2 separate regions of the Homo sapiens genome follow, and region 1 is linked to region 2. Evidence: chromatin contacts called from ENCODE Hi-C or POLR2A ChIA-PET data. All regions are on one chromosome and are shown on one strand. The core of a region is the stretch at or near the end of the contact, and the rest is flanking DNA. Distances in the headings are between cores, read along the strand shown. Region 1 holds the start of PRPH (peripherin). Region 2 holds the start of TUBA1A (tubulin alpha 1a).

What was found. Hi-C counts contacts between places; a loop is a spot of excess contacts on that map. ChIA-PET counts read pairs that join two places held with the same protein, here RNA polymerase II (POLR2A). Pooled maps may share reads with other maps.
Region 1: a pooled map shows a loop between it and region 2 (3-fold over the local background). The contact joins the promoter of PRPH here to the promoter of TUBA1A in region 2. A Hi-C loop is called at or near these places in 4 of 50 pooled maps. POLR2A ChIA-PET finds 5 or more read pairs at or near these places in 2 of 52 experiments (OCI-LY7 and WTC11).

The regions. Positions count from the first base shown.
Region 1 is chr12:49,292,724-49,296,497 of GRCh38, reverse strand. PRPH (peripherin) reads right to left here and starts at 1,351. Exons shown (of 9, transcript NM_006262.4): 1 at 753-1,351; 2 at 260-320; 3 at 1-66. The coding sequence starts at 1,297. TROAP-AS1 (TROAP and PRPH antisense RNA 1) reads left to right here. Exons shown (of 8, transcript NR_120449.1): 6 at 1-1,238; 7 at 1,963-2,050; 8 at 2,602-3,774. RefSeq lists enhancers at 419-1,335, 1,336-2,253, 2,333-3,095, 3,096-3,774.
Region 2 is chr12:49,187,544-49,191,184 of GRCh38, reverse strand. It overlaps TUBA1A (tubulin alpha 1a), which reads left to right and starts at 2,105. Exons shown (of 4, transcript NM_006009.4): 1 at 2,105-2,208. The coding sequence starts at 2,206. RefSeq lists enhancers at 2,217-2,336, 1,835-2,426.

The sequences.
Region 1 (3,774 bases), core at 102-2,601, 110 kb before region 2:
CTCATCCATCAGAGACTCAATCTTGCGCTCTAGTTCCAGGCGGGACAGAGTGGCATCGTCCACGTCCTTCGAGGGGTGGCAGTGGAGGTTCAAGATAAGTTAGGGGCTGCGCAGACCAAGGAAGGACCAGGCCTTCCCTGTCTGCCTCAGGAGGCATCTGGGTTACCCCCTTCTCCCCGCGCCCACCGATGCCACCTCTGGATACTGAGATCGGGGGTAGCGGTGGGGAGGCTGAACTCGGAGAGGGGCTCGGACTCACCTTGCGGAAGAGCACGAGGTTGTGCTCCGCGTCCTCCCGCTTGCGCGTCTCCTCCTCCAACCTGACGGGAAGAGCGTGCAGAGGCTGAACTGCGGGGTCGCCGCCCAGCTCGCACCCCAGACCGCACGCCCCCCAGGATCCGGTTAGAGGCTGTTCTGCTGCCCAGGACTCTAAATGGAGGGCTGAGGCTGTCTAATGGAATTGCCCCGCATTGTCTCTAACGGACTGGGAGCTGAAAAGGGGGTTTCCTCATTACTCAGGGGAGGCACAGATACCCACTTCTCCCACCTCCCCAAACACTCAGAGCAAAGGGGTAGCGGGGGGCACTTGGAGCCCGTGGGCAGGGATGCTGCCCGCACACACCTGGGTTGGTAAGGGGAGCCACACCCTTGGGCTGCTGATGGAGAGGGGAAGCGAGGGGAGGCAAGAGCAGCCGCCTCGACGGCCGCTTCGACCTCGCCTCGACGGCAGCGGCCCAGCCCTGCCCCCTGACCTCTGCTTGAGCGCCGCCAGGTCCTCCGCCAGCCCGTCGCGCTCCACCTGCACCCGGTCACGCTCGCGGCCCAACAGCTCCAGCTCTCGCCGCAGCTCGCGCAGCTCCTGCTGGCACAGCTGGTCGGCGCGCGCCGGCTCCTGGCCCCGGGCTTGGCTCAGCTCCCCGCGCAGGGCCGCGTTCTGCTGCTCCAGAAAGCGTACCTTCTCGATGAAGTTGGCGAAGCGGTCGTTGAGCTCCTGCAGCTCCTGCTTCTCGTTGCTGCGCGTGGCCAGGAACTCCTGGTTGAGGGCCTCGGCCATGGAGAAGTCGAGGCGCTCCGAGGGCAGGCGCAGGAGGGCGCCCGCTCCCGCTCGGGGGCTACGGAAGCTGCCCAGGCGCACCGAGGAGCTCGGGGACGCGGAGCCCAGCAGGCGGCTGCTGGAGAAGCGGGAGCTGGACGAGTAGGAGAAGGCCCCGGGGGATAGTGAGGGCGGTGGACCGAAGGTACGGCGGTATGAGGTGGAGCTGAAGCCGGCCCGGAGGCCCGACGGGTGGTGGCTCATTGCGGCCAAGGATGGGCAGTCACCGTTCGCAGAGCTAGGCCGGGGGCTGGGAAGGAGCCGCAGACCGCTGCGAGGCGGCTTTATAGCCCTGCGGTCTCAGGGGGGGCACGGGCAGCTCCTCCCACTGGCCTGATGGCCCGCTGGAGGGGGGTTGTATGGGGAGGGGGATGCCCCACCCCTGCGGAACAGCAGGAGCGCCTTCCCCTCCCTTCCCTGGTTGCAGGCCTCTACCCACTTGATTGCCCCCTGTTGCCGCTGGGGTGGGGGTCACTTCCTCCCAACAAGCACCCAAAGCTAGAACCTAGGGTAGGAAGGCCTGACTTGAACTAGAGTCCCTGAAAATTGCGAGGTAGAAGGACCTGAAGTTAAAGGGCAGGCTTCTGGCACAGGAGTAGGGAGGAGGCCAGCTGGAGGGAGAGTTGACCTGGCTTAGGCCCCATAGCTAGTGCCTTGACTTGCCCCCTGAAGGCCAGGCTCTATTTTCACCTGCTGTCAGCTACCCCTCCTTCACCACACCCAGAGAGGAATAGGAGACAGGGGCGCAGAGGCAGATCGGGCTGGGGAAGAGCTACTCTCCCTAATCCCCAGGGCCCTGTGAAGGGCTGGTGCCTGGCGCCAGCTCTGCTGCTAATGGGCTGACCAGCCCCCCTCCCCCTCCCCTGAAGACGGCCCAGCAGAGGTTGTCTGCTGATGTTTCAGCCTTAAAGACACAGCCCCCAAACCTAGACCTACCCCGCAACAAGCCCCAATGAGGTGGGTACATCATAGGGGGCTGAGGGTGGCTGGACCCAGCTCTGGATCCCACTCGGGAGGGTCTGCCCCATGCCACGGGCTGGGCTAAGTGGGCCTTTTGTATTCTGTCTTGGTTTACTGGATTCTCCCTCCCCCCAACCCCACACCAATTGCTGCTCAGTCATGGGCTTTACAGGAACCAGAGTGATTCCTGAGGTAGGAAGGGGAGGGGGCTGAGGGGCAACAGCGGCTGCCAAGGCTGAGAGATGGATGGACTGGCAGGAGCTGGTTTCCAGTATTGATGAGTTGCAGGTACCAGGGATGGGTGGGGCTGGATGGGGAAGAGATGGGGAAAGAGAAAGTGCCCATCCCCAGCAGTCTGAAAGAGAGAAGGCCCCAGAACAGGTCCACAAACCTGCGCACGCAAACAGATGCATACACACAGCTTTGTATATCTATGCGCACACACACTACATACACACACATACACACACAATCACACATCCCACCACACCCTCCCCTACTCCAGAGTTAGCGAGAAGGCTGATATCTGGCCTTTGTATGTCAAACAGCTTCCAGAATGCAAGCACAACCTGCCCAGGAGTGGACAGAGGCAGCTCGGATGGTCTGCAGGAGCCGGGTTGCTGAGGTCTGCTGGGTTTGCCAGGAACCATAGGGCTGGGGCTGCTGCTGCTGCTGGGGACTCCAGCGCTGTCCTGTGAGACAGGTCTGCCTCAGATGGGACCTGAGGACAAGAGAGTGCATCTGGGGAAGCAGGTTTCAGGTTCCTGCCTGGATATCTGGCTGGGGGTAAGGAGGGCGGCTCCCTGGCTGGCCAGCTCCTCAGTATTGCAGGGCAGCAGCCCCCTCCCCCCTTTGTGCGTCCTGTGAGATGGGCCAGGGCCAACGCCCTGCTCACGTCCCTACCGCCTTCGTCTCCTTTCCAGGCCCCTCCTTCCTTCCGGGCCATTAGTCTCTCCCTGCACAGCTGCCAGTTCCTTCTCCTTGATGGGTCTGGTTTGGTTGCCAGGGGAGTGGGAAGCGGGAGGAAGGGAGAGATGGGACAGGACGAATAAATGACAGCTTGGCCTCCCCTAACTCCTGGGAATTGGGAGGGGTAGGGTCCCACCCGGGATAGGGCCGGGAGGCTTGGTGGGTGTGAGGAGGGGCTAGGGAAGCCTTGGTGCTTCCTGCCGCAGTCCTGGGCACTGAGCCCCAGCTGCTGTTGGCCTGGAGCCCCATCTATCCCGGATTTGGCCCCACCCTCCAGGAGCAGGGAGCCAGCTCTGCATCAGGAGAGGCGGGCAAGGCCTGGGGAGGACCAGCTCAGGCCCTGTCTACAGGGCACTAGTGGGGGACCCAAGCCTCTGAGAGTAGAGGCTGCTGGGGCTGCAGCTGGGCCTGGGGAGTTCCAGATGGAGTTCCCGTCCTCACCCTGCTTAAGGGCTCCGCTGGCCACCTACATGCCTCGGAGGAGAAGGGACAGAGGGCTGCCACAGCAGGGCTCTGGAGCTGTGGATCAGGCCTGGGTGGGGAACTGCCAGGCAGAAGAGGCTCCTCCCCTAAAGCAGAAGGAGCAGGCCAGCAACTCCAGGCGGAGCAAAGGTAGGCAAAGAGTCTGGGTTAAGAGCCGGGCTCTGGCATCCAGCTGCCACACTTCCCATCTGATCCACCACTCTGTTGTAGAATTTAGGCTCGTCACTACGTCCCTTCATGTCCCTCAAGAAAAGGGAGATAACTAACTG
Region 2 (3,641 bases), core at 856-3,355:
AATTTCAAAGAATCAACCACGTGAACCCTCCTCTCTTTTATTTAATCCTTTGGAAATTGCATAAAGAACTGAGACTATTGGATAAGTGACATATTTCTTAATTAATCTTTTTATATTGTAAAGAAAATAATGTTCAAACTCTGCTTCTCATTCCAAAAAGACTTGTACATGTTACTATAGTCCAATAGTGTCTGATATATTTTATTATTAAAATTGTGAAAGTATTTTGAATGAGCTACTTATTAATCCTTATGCTTCCTTATGCCATTTAATTCTTATTTTTGTTAAATATATTTCTGGGTTCTGAAAGAAGCATTCAAATACCTAATCCTCCTGTCTCTTCTGAAATATACTTTTTTTTTTTTTTTGCTAAAGAAGTGGAGATAAGATGATGTTGAGGATTATTTTTTCCTAGGAAATATACAATAAGTAGATAAAATGATTTTTGCATTTTGGATATTATTTTTTTTCCAGAGAATATTACTGAAGCAAAATTGATCAAGTAAAGCAGAACTGTGGATGGCAGGCTAGAAAAATCTGTGGTCGCCATTGTCACACCACAACCTGCAGCAGCTGTATTCTCAAGTCCCTCCCTCCCACGCCCTTCTTAGCCTGCCAGCCTAGCAGGAATGAATGGGTTCCGCAGAGCACTGTGTGAGTAGTGCTGCAGACCCTGAAAATTTGTCTCTGAAAACCAAAAGGAAAAATTATTTGTAAAAAATAAATTTTCAACTTTAGTGGCCAAACTTATTTACCTCTGAAATTTCATCACCAACATCCAGTGGTACGAAGTCCAGTGACTTACTCCGGATCGTTGCTGAGAATGGAGGCTTCCTAAATATCAAGATAATTTTACTCCAATTTATTTCCTAGGGGTGAAAGCAAAGCCTTTTTGTCCCAAGGGACAACTGAGCAACCACCAGAGTCTCTAGCTGAACAGCAAGGGTGTGAGGCCGGCTAAAATTCCCACAGTTAGAAGCCCACTCGCAGGAGGATATTTACCAAATTGACATAAGAACTACATAAAAAGGAAATGCGTTTATTGAGCTGATGTTTCACAGTTGTCTGTGGATGGAGGCGACATTGCAAAATTCTTTTTACATTATATTATTCTCTTCTTCTTTTTAATTTGGTGTATTGGTTATTACTATTATTTTGCTTGTTACTTTCCAGACAAAAGTCCAATTCAGATATGTAACTGCACACATGTAGTACTAACTTCTGAGCTCAATTATTTCTCCTTGTATTTTCCCAATTTTCTATCAGGAAAGATGATTCATTCCAAAGGACAATGTACCATACAAAATGTGTTACATAGACTTCTCATAAAAGAATACCTCTAGTAAACCATTATAACTACTCTACGTTCACTTGCTCTTGATTATTGCCATGTTAGAACTATTTGTTCGCTTCTTTATTTAATATGGTTATTCTTTCCATCTTCCAGTTTTGTTTAGCTATTCGGGTGTGCGTGTGCCTGCAGAAGAAGCTCTGAAAATAAGTTAGTTGAACCTGAGAAACCATTTGGAATGACCGTATGGCTAAATCTTTTTTTAAATTAAAAAAATCACATATACCCAGGCCATTTCGAGCATCATGCCGATTTTCCCTCCCACTTTACGTTTAAAGCAATTAGAGATGTTGAACCCTAACAAAATGTAGTCGAGTTTAATATACTACGAGGGAGGGGCTGGCAGTCATTTTCCTTTAAATATTTAATCTAAACATAAATTGTTATTAAGGGTAGGGGGAAAAAACCTCACATAGATAATTTTAACTGCAGTTTGAGGTTTAAGCAACAGAAAGTCTTCTAACCCCAGTCCCCTTTCTTCTCCTTCCGCCCCTCCCCAACCCCGCCCCATAATGGATGCTCGGCCGACTGCTTCTGCACGGTCTCTTTGTCTAAAGGATGCAAACAGTCTACGGATGCTAGAGAAAAAGGGGTGGGGGAGAGATTACCTCATCCCACGTCGCTTGCACCAATCACCAGTCTCCTGTCATGGCTTCTCTGGGCAGATTGGGGGTCTGGACCAACAGGAAAAGGCCCCGGCCCATCCCCATGGTGACCGAGTTGTATATAGGGAGCCGCATCCGCCTATGTGCCGCAGGTTCTCTTACATCGACCGCCTAAGAGTCGCGCTGTAAGAAGCAACAACCTCTCCTCTTCGTCTCCGCCATCAGCTCGGCAGTCGCGAAGCAGCAACCATGGTGAGAATCGGCTTCGGCTCTTTGTGGCCGTTGGGTGGAGTCAGCGCCCCCAGGCTCTACTTGGAAAACCTTTAAGCTCTTTTCTTTCGTAAGCTCTCTGGGCGAGGGTGGTGGTATGTTTTGTGAGGTTTAGCTTAGCCCCAAATCCTCAAGCCCCGCCGCCGCCGCAGTGCGGGTGCAGGAACCGGGCCAGTACTGCGCCCAGGGCGCAGCAGAGCGCTGGGGAGGAACAAAGGCGGCGCCTAGGCGCCTGTGTTATCCGAGAGACTTTCGGGGGCCGCGGGCAGCCCGTCTGCCGCGACCGAGGGGTCTGGGGCGTCCCGGCTGGGCCCCGTGTCTGTGCGCACGGTTTCGCTGATGCTGAGGGGCCACTTTCTGTCTCGCGTTGTTCTCTGGGGACCGGGAGAGGAGGAGGCACCCAAAAAGAGCGGGGGCGTTGGGCGAGCTGGGGGACGTGGGAGGGGGAACGGGAACAAAGCGCAGCCTAGGGTTAGCGTGGGAAGACCCTCCGCGGTCTTTGGCGTTTTGGAAAGATACCCACACATTCCCGGGAAAACATGGTGAGTTTCTGCCGGAGCCCCCGGCAGCGGGTGTCAGGGCGGCGCAGGGGCGGGGTTGTTTGTTTCTGGCTTCTATGGCGTTGGAGCCACTGGGCGGGGTTCGCCCTCACTGAACCTCTTCTGTCAGGAGCTGACTGAAAAAAAAACAAAAAAACCTTTCATCATTGCGGAACTGTAGGCTCCAAAAGGGTTTTCTTCACTATTATAAGTTAGATGACTTTTTTTTTTCTTGAGCAAAATCATAATTCACTTCACAAGCTCTTTAATGTCTGGTCTGGGGACGCCCTGCCCTGACCGACTGAAGTGTGTGTGTGTGTGTGTGTGTGTGTGTGTGTGTGTCTGTGGGACGCCCTGCCCTGACCGACTGAAGTGTGTGTGTGTGTGTGTGTGTGTCTGTCTGTCTGTCTGGACTGCACGTTCAGCGAGGGAGAAAGCCCACTTTGTGAGCCCCAGGGTACCCTGATGGTCAGGACCCAGGGAAACGCCCTTCCCCGCCGCCCCCCCGCCCCGCCCCCACCACATCAGCGAATAGACAATGAAAGTGGTAGCCCTAAAGACCACAGAGAAGAAAACCTCTATTGGATGCAAAGAATATGAATATTATGTGATGGGTAGAGAATCTCAGGATGAAAATACTATTTTGTTGTTTTAAATAAATATTTCATTATCCTTCCACTGGGCTTTTATTCTTTGGTACCTTTTCATGTGATGCTTGTTTCTAACTTAGGAACTTTTGTGTGTGTGTGTGTTAAGATACGGATAATTTTTCAGCTTTTACAGTGGAGAAGATCTGGAAAAACCTTTTTTTTTAAAAAAAAAAGTAATGAAATTGCTACAGACAAAGAAGAATTATACTCCGCATCCCGTTGTCTT